2 separate regions of the Homo sapiens genome follow, and region 2 is linked to region 1. A link is a contact called in ENCODE Hi-C or POLR2A ChIA-PET data. All regions are on one chromosome and are shown on one strand. Each heading gives the region's core, a stretch centred on a gene start or an enhancer-like site at or near the end of the contact. The rest is flanking DNA. Distances are from core to core; before and after follow the strand shown. Region 1 overlaps LOC105374027 (a long non-coding RNA gene). Region 2 has its middle 41 kb from the start of CBLB.

The links. A loop is a pair of places that touch in the nucleus more often than their neighbours do. ChIA-PET counts read pairs that join two places held with the same protein, here RNA polymerase II (POLR2A). Pooled maps may share reads with other maps.
Region 2: a pooled map shows a loop between it and region 1 (8-fold over the local background). The contact joins two enhancer-like sites. A Hi-C loop is called at or near these places in 5 of 50 pooled maps. POLR2A ChIA-PET finds 5 or more read pairs at or near these places in 3 of 52 experiments (CD8-positive, alpha-beta memory T cell, T-cell and activated naive CD4-positive, alpha-beta T cell).

The regions. Positions count from the first base shown.
Region 1 is chr3:106,180,176-106,187,085 of GRCh38, reverse strand. The region is part of intron 2 of LOC105374027 (a long non-coding RNA gene); the gene reads right to left. It overlaps LOC107986110 (a long non-coding RNA gene), which reads left to right. Exons shown (of 2, transcript XR_001740838.3): 2 at 1-191. Among named protein-coding and RNA genes, the nearest start is that of CBLB, 310 kb to the right of the region's middle. RefSeq lists an enhancer at 2,631-2,680. Within about 2 kb of position 2,930, at least 3 of the 41 ENCODE cell types and tissues checked have a DNase peak (open chromatin) inside an H3K27ac peak, as active enhancers do.
Region 2 is chr3:105,906,157-105,913,328 of GRCh38, reverse strand. No RefSeq gene overlaps it. Among named protein-coding and RNA genes, the nearest start is that of CBLB, 41 kb to the right of the region's middle. Within about 2 kb of position 5,359, at least 9 of the 41 ENCODE cell types and tissues checked have a DNase peak (open chromatin) inside an H3K27ac peak, as active enhancers do.

The DNA of each region.
Region 1 (6,910 bases), core at 1,681-4,180:
TGGTTCATCGCTTTATCATTCTTCTCCAGGCTGTTTTTGAAGGGTCTGTGAGCTGAGAATGGTTTTTAATAGATAAATGCTCACAATCAATTTGGGGATAAGAAATATTATTTTGAATCTCAGTTACAAAAAATGTTATCCTTCATAAAATAATTCATTTTTTTCTCAGTAATAAAAATGTATTTCAAAAATATGGTGTCCTTATTATATTTTAAATTTTGCCAATAAAAATAATAAAAATTGATTTTCTCTAATTATGTAAGTACCTAGATGATTTTTAAAATTTTGTCTCTTGACTTATACAAAGCCTAAAATATTTATAACTGCCCCTTTATAGAAAAAGTTTGCGAACCTATTTTCTAAAGGTTGGATCCACTCAACAGATATCTTTTATTTGGACTTCAAAATGTGCTTCAGAATGCACGAAAACAATAACTACAAAAACATATATTAATTTCTTTCTTTCCTGAACTCAAATAGCAACTTGCAACAGCATGCTTTCTAGAGTTGGAATATTCATGTGTTACATTGTGTGTAGGGGGTTGGAGGGTGTGTGTATGGGTCTGTGTCTGTAGAATTGGACCTCATCTCTGCTCTTCAACAAAATTTAGGTTTAGAAAAGGGAGTAATTTCATAAACTTATTTTGTTTCTCATGAATGATACTATTTTGAAATTAACAAAAATGATGCTCAGTGAACACCAAACCAATAAATGTTTAAATGAAATGGAGAATTTGAGTCTTAACATTAAATCTTAAGCAAAATACACATTTTAAGGATTACGAATACTTTACTTCAAAATGAAAGTTGTCATCATCAGCTCCCTATACACTCAAGAATTCTCAGTGAAGTGAACAGAATTAGAACTACAAGTGAAAAAAATTAGAACTGCAGTAAGAAGTTCCTGTTAGAGACATGACTCAATCTCTCAACTCCTATGTGGCCGTGGAAAAATTGGTTTATCTGGCTGATAAGCCAGGTACCTTTTTCTAAGTACCTTGAAGTGGCTGACCTCTAAGATTCCTTGAAGTTATGACAATCTATAACTGGTATGGTGGGCAGTCTCACCAGCAAGTGACTTTTGTGGTCCCAAATGTTATTATTTAAAGGGGTACAAGTCAGATACTCTTTCTGCAAATTATCAGCCTTACTGACTATTGACGTTTTGTTATGGGTTAAATAGGCATCATACCTAGTTTCCCCGTATTCTCAACTCTCAACAGAGATAGCTACTATTGCTATTCCTATTTCTTTTCAGACAAAGAATTCAAAAGAGATTGAAGTCATTTACCCATGGTTATAAAACCCAGAAGTGTCAAAACTGAAATTTAAACACTGTTTTATTTCAAACTTAAATTGCTGATGCCCAAGCTATATAGTTTCATGGTTTAGTGGTCCCCTCCTGAAAAATGTTTTCATTTTCTAAATTTGAAGAAATCTCCTTTGAAAGGCAAAACCCTTAAGCTTGCTTTGCCCGACACTTTATCCCCTTGACAAGAATCAGGGATGGCAGGAAGACAAAGGGAGGGTCAGAAGGAAGAAGTGGCTCTGGCAGAAGTAGATGGGAAGCCAGCAGGGATGAACTTCACCTTGATCATTATGTTGCCTAAGACAGGTCTGACTTCCAGTTATAATTAAACATGAACATCTTTACCAAGCATTCATTTACTTCATGTGTTTTAGAGAAGAACATTCCACCCTAATGCGACAGAAAGGTTAGAGTTAAACTAGAAAATGAGATTGGAAATCCCATCCAAGCATGTAGCATGCAGTAATCCCCCTATATGGAGGATAGGTTCTGAGAGCCTAAACCCATGGTTAGTACTAAACCCTACATATACTATGTGTTTTCCTACCCATATATACCTATGATAAAGTTTCTTTTATAAATTAGACACAGAGATGAATAACAATAGCTAATCATAAAATGGAACAATTAATATACTGCAGTAAGGGTGATGTGAATGTGGTTTCTCTCACTCTTTCTGAAAATATCTTTTTGTAATATACTCACCTACTTTTAAACCCGCAACTAACCATGGGTAACTGAAACTACAGAAAGAGAAACCACAGATTATAGAATACCACTGTACTCTCTCTGCCCAAGTCCTATCCTCAAAAATGTCTTGATTACTACAAAATGGCTTTTTCTTTTTTTTTTTTAACTTTTTAAGTGAAAACTGAACTATTAAGTTTATATATTTGATGATCTCCTATTTTCTAACTTCTTTCAAAATAAATCAAAGAATATATATGTGAATGTATCTATATCTTTAAATTACTTAGAAAGAAAAATTTTCCCACCACATTTATCTCAGCTAACTCATGAAACTGAACTCATTGTTTCAGTTCCCAGTGAAGTGATATTAACAAGTGTTTTTAGTTGGGGGAGTAAAGAAGGAGGTGCGTATAGATCTAGGGGAGGTGGGAGATGGGAGGGAGGCTAGACCCAGTGAGATGGATAAGATTAGCAGCCTAATGAAGCATCTTGCCATTGAAGCCCATGTACCATAAAAATGCACATACGAATTTATTTTTATAAAAATATAGCTGTCAGCTTACATATTATAATGCAGTTGGCAAAAAATAAGTTAATAAAAAAGTTCTCTTCTAAAATTTGTTAGATTGCCACAAAAAGGAAGCTTTCTACAACGTTTTTTTTTTTTCTTAGAACCCTTGGGTTAATGAAACCTAGTCTGTTACAGTTACTGTTTTTCTTCTCTCTACTCAGCATGGATTACTTGATGTCTCATCTATGGCAGAGTCTGCCAAGACAATTGAGCAAGTCTAGTGTAGAGAACTTTAATGTAGTTGGAACATATCCAGCATCAAACAAGAGTCTGTGTCAAGATCTAAGACTAGCCAGATTTTCTTTCTCAGGTGTCATTTTCTTTCTCAGGTGTCATTTCCTTCTCTCTGGAGTCATTGGGTGTCTGATTCCTTGAGTCCTCAGGCTATCAGGAACTTTCAGAAGAGATGTGTTTTCTCTGGTTAGATAACATGCCTTGGTGCTAATCCTCAAATCTCCTTGAATTCAAGTGTGTCCTGAGGCAAGAATTTTCACTGCTTGCCTGTTTCTGCATCTGAAATTTATGGGTTTTCTCATTCTGAGCCAGTTCACAAGTTGGCTGATGATTGGTGAGATCAATTATCTTTGTGAGAAAGGAGCTCTACAAATGTTAAATTGTACTAAATCATTGAGTAACGTAAAGCTGCTATGTCAAGTTACAGAAAGCAATCAAAGCTGCCTAATGCATCTGTTGCCTATTTTTAGAGCCTGAATCAACTCATGGAGCCAGTTAGGTAACTCACATAATAATAACTGAGTACTTATTATTTTTTAGTCATTATGCTAAAATGTTTCATATGAATTAATTTATCCACCTCATACCAACCTGTGAGGTAGGTAATGCTATTATCTTCCACTAGCAAATGAGGTAATTAGCCCAAGGACACCGATTGATAAATGGTGCACTAGAAATTGAAGCTGAGACTTCAGGTTCCAAAACAATTCCATTGTACTGCTTACAATGTAGTCATGCCCTTTGACCTCCAATAATAATAGAATTTCATGCCAAGACTATTTAGATGTTTAGAGCTAACTCTGAAGTAAAAATGCCTGCATGGCACTGCCAATTGCTAGGTGCCGACCCTTGGGCAAAGTGATATTAACCTCACCTGTAAAATGGGGTCAATAACCGTCCCTGCCCATAGGGTTGTTTTGAAGTAATCCATGTAGAGCATGTACACTAGTGCTCAGTACGTAGTGAGCATTCAAACATTTTAGGTACTATTAGCACTTACATAATGACACTATCATTTCTAATCACATTCAGCTGGAAGGCATGCATATGAATAAACATCAATTCACAGGTCCTGTCTGACCTATTGATTCTCACTTGCTGATATAATCAAAATAAAACAGTAATAAGGCAGTGCAGCCTCTTACACAGACAGCAGCCTGGCTTCGTTCTAAGATTTAAACATCAGTTTAAATCAGCTATTTCAATCCAAGCCATTTTGAATGAGGTAATGGTTTGTGTGCGTTTTAGGAGAAATTACAAAGTAAAGTGAAGTAATGCCTTCATTATGCATATTAAGGGTTTGGATTCTGCATGGTCAGTGGGTAGGAAGATTCTGGACTTATTTCAAACCGCCCTTGTAATTGTATCTGTCTGCCTTTTGTATAAGCAGGTAAGAACTGCTGAAACCTCTAACTAGCCAAAGAATAGACAGAAAGAAACCATGTATATTCACATTTGTTTCCAAATAGCCTATGGAAGCCACAGGGAGTTATGCAACCTTAGAGAGAGAATATTGGAATTTTTTTTGTATTGATGTATTTAATGATAACTCCCTTAAATTCAACCCCCCTAGATTAACTTTGAGTTTGAGTTCAAGCTCTGCTACTTAATTAGATTTGTGACCTTAAATATGCCTTTAAGTTTCCTTTTCCGCATTGGGAAAGTATAAATGATACTACTACCTACTCATTCGTAGTTGTAGCATTTAAGAGAATCTATGCAATTAGTATAGTGACTAACATACTATGTTATCAATAAGTTTTAGCAATTATGATGTTATGAGTATTCTTATTGTATATTCTGCTAGTAATTGAATATGACTGTAATTTAAGCTTGTCTGTCGATTCTGCATAGTATTAAAAAGCTTAGAAAAGAGCATAAACTATGTTTTATAAAAGTTAAGCAATTAAAAATGGCAAGAATATATACCTTTTACTTGCAAACTCTTATATGTCCTTAAATTCCATGTAATGAAAGCCAACTTTTTGTGTGTTTTTTAATCATACAAAATCATCAAACCATCAAGTAATATTTGTAAAGTATCTGCATAAGCATGGTATCACGCTGGGTGCTGCAATACAATAATTAATAATGATATCATGCAAAAACAGTATTTTTCAAGGTTTTAAATATGGTTGTAAACTAATTAATTTTCATTGCAAATATTTTTATAAGAATAAGAAACTCATTCTTGTAAAGCATGGTTTGAATGAACTGGATTCAGATTGCGAGGCAGAAGGGAACTCAATTCTTCTGATACTCAAACCCAAATCCTATCCAGCTTTTAGTCAGTGTGTGGGAACATCAGTAATTTATGTGCCTTCTATTTAAGTTGAGGAGCTAAGATGTTAAGTAAGAGAACTCACATGGAAGAGGCCTTAAATTCAGTTTATCTTAAAGTTTCTCATAAACGTGCTTTTCATCTATGAAGCCTATTCCTGGCATCATAGAAGATTGCAGTTGCTCTCTTTCCCTTAGCAACAATGAAGAAAATATGCTGCGGAAATGTGAAACATATAACGTACAAATATAATAGTATTAACATTCTTCCCAAGCTTGTTACTCTTTCCATTTTTCTCTTGACTTTTATTTCTTTTCTCTCTAGAAAAATACTGTTATTTTGAGAAAAGGATAGTAAGCCAATGAGCACCTGCCAGGGGCAGGAGCATAACCCTATAGGAAACCCTGAAAGACTGTCCGTAAGCATCAGGGAGATAGGGTTTGAATCCCAAACCATCTTCTATTAGGCTGGTGCAAAAGTGATTACAGTATTGCTATTACTTTCAATGGCAAAGACCGCAATTACTTTTGCACCAAGTTATAGGTTTGAAACTCTGGAAATTAGGTAGGTTCTTTGTCTTATCTCTGTCCTCTATATTTCACCTTTTATTTCTAAAATACAAATACTACAAATACTAACATCACAGGTTTAATTTTTAAGACTACTATATAGTAGAAATTAAAAACAAAATAATAACTCTTTGTCTAATTCATTTTCAAACATGCTAGCCATTTTCATTCATGAGAATAAAATGTCTGTGTAGCCCTTCTACATCCAGAAAGCTTTAGCAATACACTCAATACACATACAAAGTATGTTTGATTTGTTTTACCAATAGTTTATAGTTAGTGATAACCATCTCTGATATAAGTGATTCTCAAGCTAGACTACACATTAGAATCATCTGGGACCTTTAAAAAATACTGATTCTCAGGTTCCATCCCGAATTAATCAAACCATTATTTCTGGCAATGGGACCCTTTGCAGTCATTGGATTTTTTAATCAGTTAAATAACTCCACTGTGCAGCCAGTTTTAAGGTGCTTTCTTAGAAGGTTTATCCATCTTTCATGTTTCAACTCAATTCTATAGTCTTCCCTTATCTTCTTGACCCTATATCATATTGAGGCTGAAAGTGTTGCATTTATTTACTGCATTCTTAATGATGTATCTTGTAAATGCTGGATGTATTTGTATACATTATTAAGAACAGTAGATTTGACTACATGTGCAGATTTCAAGGAAATTCAAGCACGGTATCTGACAAGAAGTCTCTCACAGCAACACAAACTTTGTCTCCCCCACTTCTCAAACTTTCCTCCTGAACATAGAAGCCTATTTATTCTTTTTTCTCAACCTTTTTATAAAAAGTGATTTTATCTAGTTTTTCCATTTGCAACCCAAATACTCTCCATCCCTAAATTTACTTTCCTTCTGGGAAGTGAAATAATTTTAATATGTGCAGAATTGCCTAAATGCAGTTAGATACATCTGCATTAGTCTAACCAAATATGCATTAATTTTGTTTTGCACAGTGGTTTGTGATTACCTGAAATTTCCCAAAGGTGTTTTTCCAGATAAACTATTAGCTCTTATTTCTGGATCTGCCTACCATGGCTCACAGGTAGAAAACCCAGGCTATTATTGTACCCCTAGTTCACAGGCGTATCTCCAGACGCAAAGGATTACAACAAAAAATTGTGAACCTTCAGCTCAAGGGAGGCAGATGTGTACTAGAGTCAAGACTCAGAAAATAATATGAAGCTTCTTTTATTCCTTTAGGAAAAAGGATAAAAGAAAAAGGGGTAATTAAGTCTCTTTACATC
Region 2 (7,172 bases), core at 4,110-6,609, 280 kb after region 1:
GCCATTGGAGTGTGTATTTGGGACAGAGTTTATTTGTGTATTTATTTTTAACTTTGGATAGAGGAAGAAGAGAGACACAGAAGGATGTCTATAAGAGCATTCTAGAATCTTTCAGTCTGTGATATATTACAGGATATAAGGAATCCTATAGCTCACCTCAACTCTATTTTGTTAAATTTTGATAGACTTCATTAGACATTTAACTTGCTCTGTTACACACACACACACACACACACACACACACAAACTGAACTAGTGCTGGTATTTCTTCTGAAGGTTTCATCAAGCAGAACATGGACATCTTCATCTCCACTTAAGCACTGTTATTTTTTTTCCCCTCCCACTTAACTTCTGTAGTTAAGCATGGAGTTAGTTGTACAGCAGTGTTTTGTGAAACAACCTATACTTAAACAAATAAGAAAAACATAGTAAAACTTTATTCAAGTTTTTGAGTGGCCCCTTCAATCTAATTTCCCAACAAGCACTGTAACTTATATTTTTTCTTCACAAACTTTCTATAATCTTTGGTAACACTCTTAAGAGCACACAGTACCTGTCTAAAAGTAATAACTTTTTTGTTTTCACTAGAACAGAAATTAAGTGAAAAATGACTAATGAGAGAAGATCACCCCAGAGAGAGAAAGATTACTATAAATGCTAGATAATATTATACTTTTGTTCAAATTACTCCTTAGATAGCCATGTTGTGTTCAATGATTTTTCTTTAGTTTTAATCCCTGGCCAAGACATTCCTTTAAAGCCCCTTGCATATTTATTTTCATCTGTCCTTGACAACTTTGATTCTCCAGTTTTCTTTTCCCCCTCCATGTTCTTTCAGACTATCAAGCCTCTCCTACAATCTCTGCTATCTTTTGTATCCGCAAATCTATATCTCATTATCTAAATGACTTTCAGATTACCCTCAATTTCCTTGCGTTCATCTTCCTCTTCTGCCCTCTGCATTAATGCTAAAATATGCCTTCTGTGCTCATATACCCTGGACTCTGAGCACAAGTGCAGAAAATCACCAAACAAATCAAACTGTGGTCATCTTTAGTACACAATTTCAAATCTCAGATGGCTCCTCTGTACCAGTAGTTAATGTTTTTATTTGTCCTTGGTCAATTACCTCTTCCATTCCTGTCAGTGATTATTCCAGATCCCAATCAATCTTCTTAAGTTCTCCGATCAATTCCCACAATCTTCTTTCTCAGCAGAAAACCTTGATTCCAACTGCATTGATACTATTGGAGCCTTCAGATATGATCCATGTCAACTTCCAGGCTCCAAATATACAAATCTGTCTATGTATAAACCCAAGATTTTTTCCTTCTCTCCTAGCTAAGAACTCAATCCCTCATGTTTTAAACAATCCCCAAATCTTTGCTCTCCTGATTCCAAGATTCCTTGCTCTTAGTTGTCTTACCTTACCTTACCTCTTACCTCTGTATTTCCAACTTCTCTCTCTCTCTCTTAATTTGCTGTAACCTCTGAGCCCACAAATATGCTCAACTCTTCCCCATTATAAACAAACAAACTTCCCTTTAATGCAATATCTCCTTCTAAGAACCATCTCATCTTTCTCCTTCCTTTCTCATCAAACTTCTCAAAAGATTAGTTTCTATTTCTATTTTTTCATCTGTGTAATCATTCCTCACACATAGGCATAAGGATTCTTCCCCATTACAACTCTGGAAAAATCACTTACTAAGATACTAGTGACTTCCTTATCACCAATGAATAGGCAGATACTATTCTTTCTCCTTCTGGACTTTTCTGTTTCAATTAAGATTGATAATTGTTCTGTCCAGCTTTCTAGAAACAAAAACACATAAAACTTTAATGCTTAGTAGGCTTCTTTGACACTTCATTTTCCAGCTTAAATTTTCTTATAACGTCTAGCCAATCCCATTCTGTCTTCTTATTGGGCTTTCCTCCTCTGACCACCTAAAACTACTTTCAAAGACCATATTCTTGGGCTACTGATCTCATTCCATACACTTTTACTGGGAGATCTCAGCTCACTCATTATTTTAAATACTGATATTTATATTTCTGATTAGAAATCTCCTTTGAGTTTTGGCCTTGTATATACCAGTGCCTGCCAGATAACTCCATTTGGATGACCTAAATAAAACCTTCTTTAAAATTAAAATGTCGCAACTTCAGCCTATCCTCTTCCTCTCTAAACCTACTTTTCTGGAGTCTTTTATACAAGTTAGGGCTCTCCCATCTACTTTGTTACCTACACTATATTTATGTTTACTTACTACCTGAATTTTAAGTTTTCCAATTCAATAAATATCCTGCTGACTTGACCACCAAAACACATTTATCAGATCTGTCTAGTCTTATTCTTTCTTACTAGAAGTTTCCAAATTCTGGATAGACAGTATCTTTAAAATGGATTATTACAACAGGATCCTAATTAGTTTCAAGCTAACCCCCTCAAATTCATTCTCCACATGTCTATAACTGCTTATAACACTTCTATGTCTCCTCTTTGTTCATAAGTAAAAGACCAACATCCCAAACATGACATCCCAAGCCCTCTGGAATCTGGCTTTTCCCCATCAATCTAGTAACTCACTGCCATTTTTGATCTTCTACTTTATGCTTTAGCAATATTAGTGAAATGCCCTACATACCATCTCTTTCAAGCCCCTCTATCTTTAAGTCCCTCAGCCTTTATTCCTGATCTCAAATGCCTACCTACCTGTATCTGACCAATTTCTGCTCATTATTTAAGAAATTTCCCACAGAAGGATTGCCCTCTTCAATTTCCCATCATCCTGAATCTAGCTTAAAGCCCTTTCATAACCACTCACTGTACTTCATTTGCTGTGCCTATCTTCTCACTGGACCATGCCTTTTTTGAGAGCAAGGACCATAGCTTTCCATCACTTAGCAAGATGCATAATAGACTCTCAATAAATATATATTTTTAAAAAATGAATGAGTAAACTAATTCTGCCATGAACAATTTTGATGTACCAAAATTAACCTAAAAACTTCTTTAAGAATATCTTTCTCTAAACCCAGCTACCACTATGCATTTTTGAGACAGATATCTTTACTTGACTTTCTCTAATGATCATTAAAGTTAATTTTAATAAATTAACGTGATCTTTTATGAGTTCTTCTAGGAAAGCTCCTTGTCATAACATCTGGCAATATAAAATCAATCATCAATCATCAAATTCTCTTTTAAGTGAAATAATGTATAACAAGGATACACAAGTAATCTAAATATTTATTATTAGACCACTTTAGCTTCTTTATCTATGCAACTTCTTACCCAAGATGGAACTTCTAATTCTTATTTTTCATTTAAAATTTGCTCTACCTAGTGCTTTGATGACATATGGATGATTTTATAGAGAATAAAGGGAGGAAAAAGTCAGAAACATTGAAAACAAGTTGTAAGTAATCTCTTTGAGGAGTTTATACATGAGATGCAAAGTAGAGGGATGCACTGATACAAGAGCTAATATGGGTAAAGTAAAAACTGAACCATTCATTTCAGTGACAAAACCTTTGATATTTCTCATTCTGTAAAACAAAGGTCTATCAGCAAGAAAATTTCTTTATGAAGCAAATAGTGGCTGATAGGAACAGAATCAGACTTTAAAGACAAATTATGTTTGGAAGCAGCCTAAGAGTCCATAAACAGATGAATGGATAAAGAAAATGTGGTACATATACACAATGAAGTACTATTCAGTCATAAAAAAGAATGAGATCTAGTCATTTGCAACAACATGGACGGAACTGGAGATCATTATGTTATGTGAAATAAGTCAGGCACAGAAAGAGAGATGACATGTTCTCACTTATTTTTGGGAGTTAAAAATCAAAACCTTGATTCCAACTGCATTGATACTATTGGAGCCTTCAGATATGATCCATGTCAACTTCCAGGCTCCAAATATACAAATCTGTCTATGTATTGAACTCATGTACATAGAGAATAGAAGAATGTTTACCGGAAGCTGGAAAGTGTAGTGGGCAGGGTTTGGGGAGGGAGGTGGGGATGGTTAACGGGTACAAAAACATAGTTAGAAAGAATGAGTAAGCCGTACAATTTGATAGCATAATAGGGTTACTACAGTGAATAATAACTTAACTGTACATTTAAAAATGACTTAAAGAGTATAATTGGATTGTTCGTAACTGAAAGGATAAATGCTTGAGGGGATAGATATCCCATTTTCTATGAAGTGCTTCACATTGCATGCCTGTATCAAAACATCCCATGTACCCCATAAATATATACACCTTACTATGTACCCACAAAAATTAAAAAGAAAAATAAAGATAGAATATTACATAAGAAAAAAAGACAAATTATGTACTTTGTTTGAGTGATGTTGTTAACAGACAAAAAAATCAACGAAGTCCCGGCGCGGTGGCTCATGCCTGTAATCCCAGCACTTTGGGAGGCCAAGGAGGGCGGATCAAGAGGTCAGGAGTTCGAGACCAGCCTGGCCAACACAGAGAAACCCCATCTCTATGAAAAATACAAAAATTAGCTGGGCATGGTGGCGGGTACCTGTAATCCCAGCTACTCAGGAGGCTAAGGCAGGAGCATAGCTTGAATCTGGGAGGCTGAAGTTATAGTGAGCCGAGATCGTGCCACTGCACTCCAGCCTGGGCAACAGAACTAGACTCCTTCTCAAAAAAAAGAAAAAAAAAAAAACAAAAAAAAACAAAAATCTATTACTTAAATTTAGTAGCTGATGTGAGTCTATCTAAACTTTCAATTCCAGTTTCACACATTCCAAGACTGTCTCTAGTATCAATGACAACAGCACCATTCATTACCAACAGACTTACAATATTTTAAATAATTAAAATGCTGTGTTGCATAAAAAATAGAAATTACCTTTTGTATAACACATATCTCCAAAAATGAGCTCTTAGATTATATTTTATTTATTGCTTTAAAATGGAAAAACATCTGAAAATTAATCCATACATGTCAAAAGTTATAAAAATAAGAAGAATGAATTAAATATTATCAGAGTTTTAATTAAAAAAACACCCAACTATAATTATTTGTCAGGATCCAATCAGTTTCTATGCATTTTATAATATTTTGTTTTGAACATGATAGAATCTAAGAAGTGAGTTTTGATGTAAGGAGTATTTTAAGACTCAGGATAATTGTTGCCAATGTAACCAGGTAACGTTTAAAACATCCTGGATCCTTTATTCCAAGAGTGAAGAGCTGTAGGGTATCAGGGCATTTTAGAAACTCTCAGTGGCATTTAGAAACTCTCAGAAGGAAGTAGTGTGGTGACTTTTATGTTTTAATGTTTCCAAAGGCTTTCAGAATGTCATGTGATAAGAGCTCAAAAATTTTTGCAGCAGCCAGCTTTCCAGCAGCTTGCTTCTGCTTTTTAGCATTGAAGTACATGAGACCTTAGTCGTTAAAAGCCTCTCAATATTTACCAACCACGAATTTGCTTTCTATATTTTTCCTTCCAAGTGAATCCCAATATCTTTAGGATGCCTATTTAATTTCTGTGCTCCACAATGACTGTCTTCTTTGATGAAGAGTTATTAATGAGTATTTGGCTTTTAGTATGAAAAACGAGGTAAACAGAATTACCAGGAGAGGTCCTAATGGTACAATCATGTCAGAGTAATGGACAGAGTTTCCTGGTGGATTTCTAAAGGAATATAAGCAAATAACAAACAGTTTACTTGAGGGATAAATTTAACATTTTCTAAAAGTTCACTCTGAATATTGGTTGTTTAAAAGTTTACACATTTTTCCTGCATTTTTGCCAGTTAAAAAACAACTATACCTTTGTTTGATCTGAATATGATTAGGATAAAACAATATTAAATAATTTTTAAAACGTTATAGTTTAAGAAACAGAAATGCAGGACTTATACTTTCATGATAATTATTATAAGCTGTAGGAAATTATTGTACCATGACCTGATTTTAGTAGTTTTTAACATGACAAATTTTAGATCCAGTCTTTTACTGAATCATTTTGTAGAATTAAAATCTCTCTGAAAAACATTGTGATGCCTTTAGATTGGACAGCGGAAAATAAAATGTGTCTCAATAAGTACTCTTGACCTTTTAAGGCTTCAGGAAGTATGTGGAGGTAAGCACTTTCCTGAGGTGTCATCGTCTCTGAGGACAGAAAAGGGATCCAGCTGCCAAGTGACGTTCTAATTCTCATGGTTGGGCCTGTTGTCTGGAAAAAGAGTCATGCTCCATTTAGTAATTCCAGTGTTTCTTCCTCTTCCTGTAAAGAAGGGTGTGGGAGCAGGGAATATTCATTCACAAAAAATGGAACAGAAATATGTATCCCGTGGGAAGGAGCCATTTATAGAACTGTCTAAAAATATGTATTTGGGCAGGTCAGATGATATTTTGCAATATTACCGGATGACCATTAAGTTTGTACACTGGCTTTGAATATGTGTTCATTTCTGAAGCAGGAGTCATTTTGAAGTACTAGGAAAATGGGGTTGCCAAAGAGATAAACTGTTATATGGCTAATTTCTTTGTATCTAGTTCAAACCAGTTCCCCCAAGCAGAACTTATGGATATCTGAGAAATTAAAAAAGTAATAGTCTACTTAGGATTCCTTACCAATGACATTATCCTTATAATATAGTATTACAAGTTATAGTTTTTTAAATTTAGTACATAATTTTATGACTTATTAAATAGGTCATAAAAGTAACTGGGCAAGGGAAAACTAAGATATTGCAGGAGAAATCCAGGTCATAGAGCTCATTCAGCACAGCTGACTAGAAAACTGATCATTCTTGGACTCTGATTGCTGATTTGGGGCATGGAGAGGTTTTTTTCATCACCGTCTGAAACTGTCTCAGAATGGGCACAGGTTGGAGTGTAAGAAACACAGATTGTACACAAAAGCCTTGGTTTCCACATCCCTACTCCTTGTCACACATCCACTGGGTGACCTTGATTTTAACCTCTTTAAACCTCAGTTTCCAAAGCAGGAGTGAGAACTGAATAATTCATCAGTTTTTTTTTTTTTTGGCTCTAGATTCTAATTTCATGTTTTATTATCTTTGGCTCTCCCTCAGTTGTGAAAGAAGACTGCATTTTGCTTGTGTTCTAGATAAAAGAAGATTTTCATGTTCATTCAAATCAATATTTCAACAGAAAATTACTA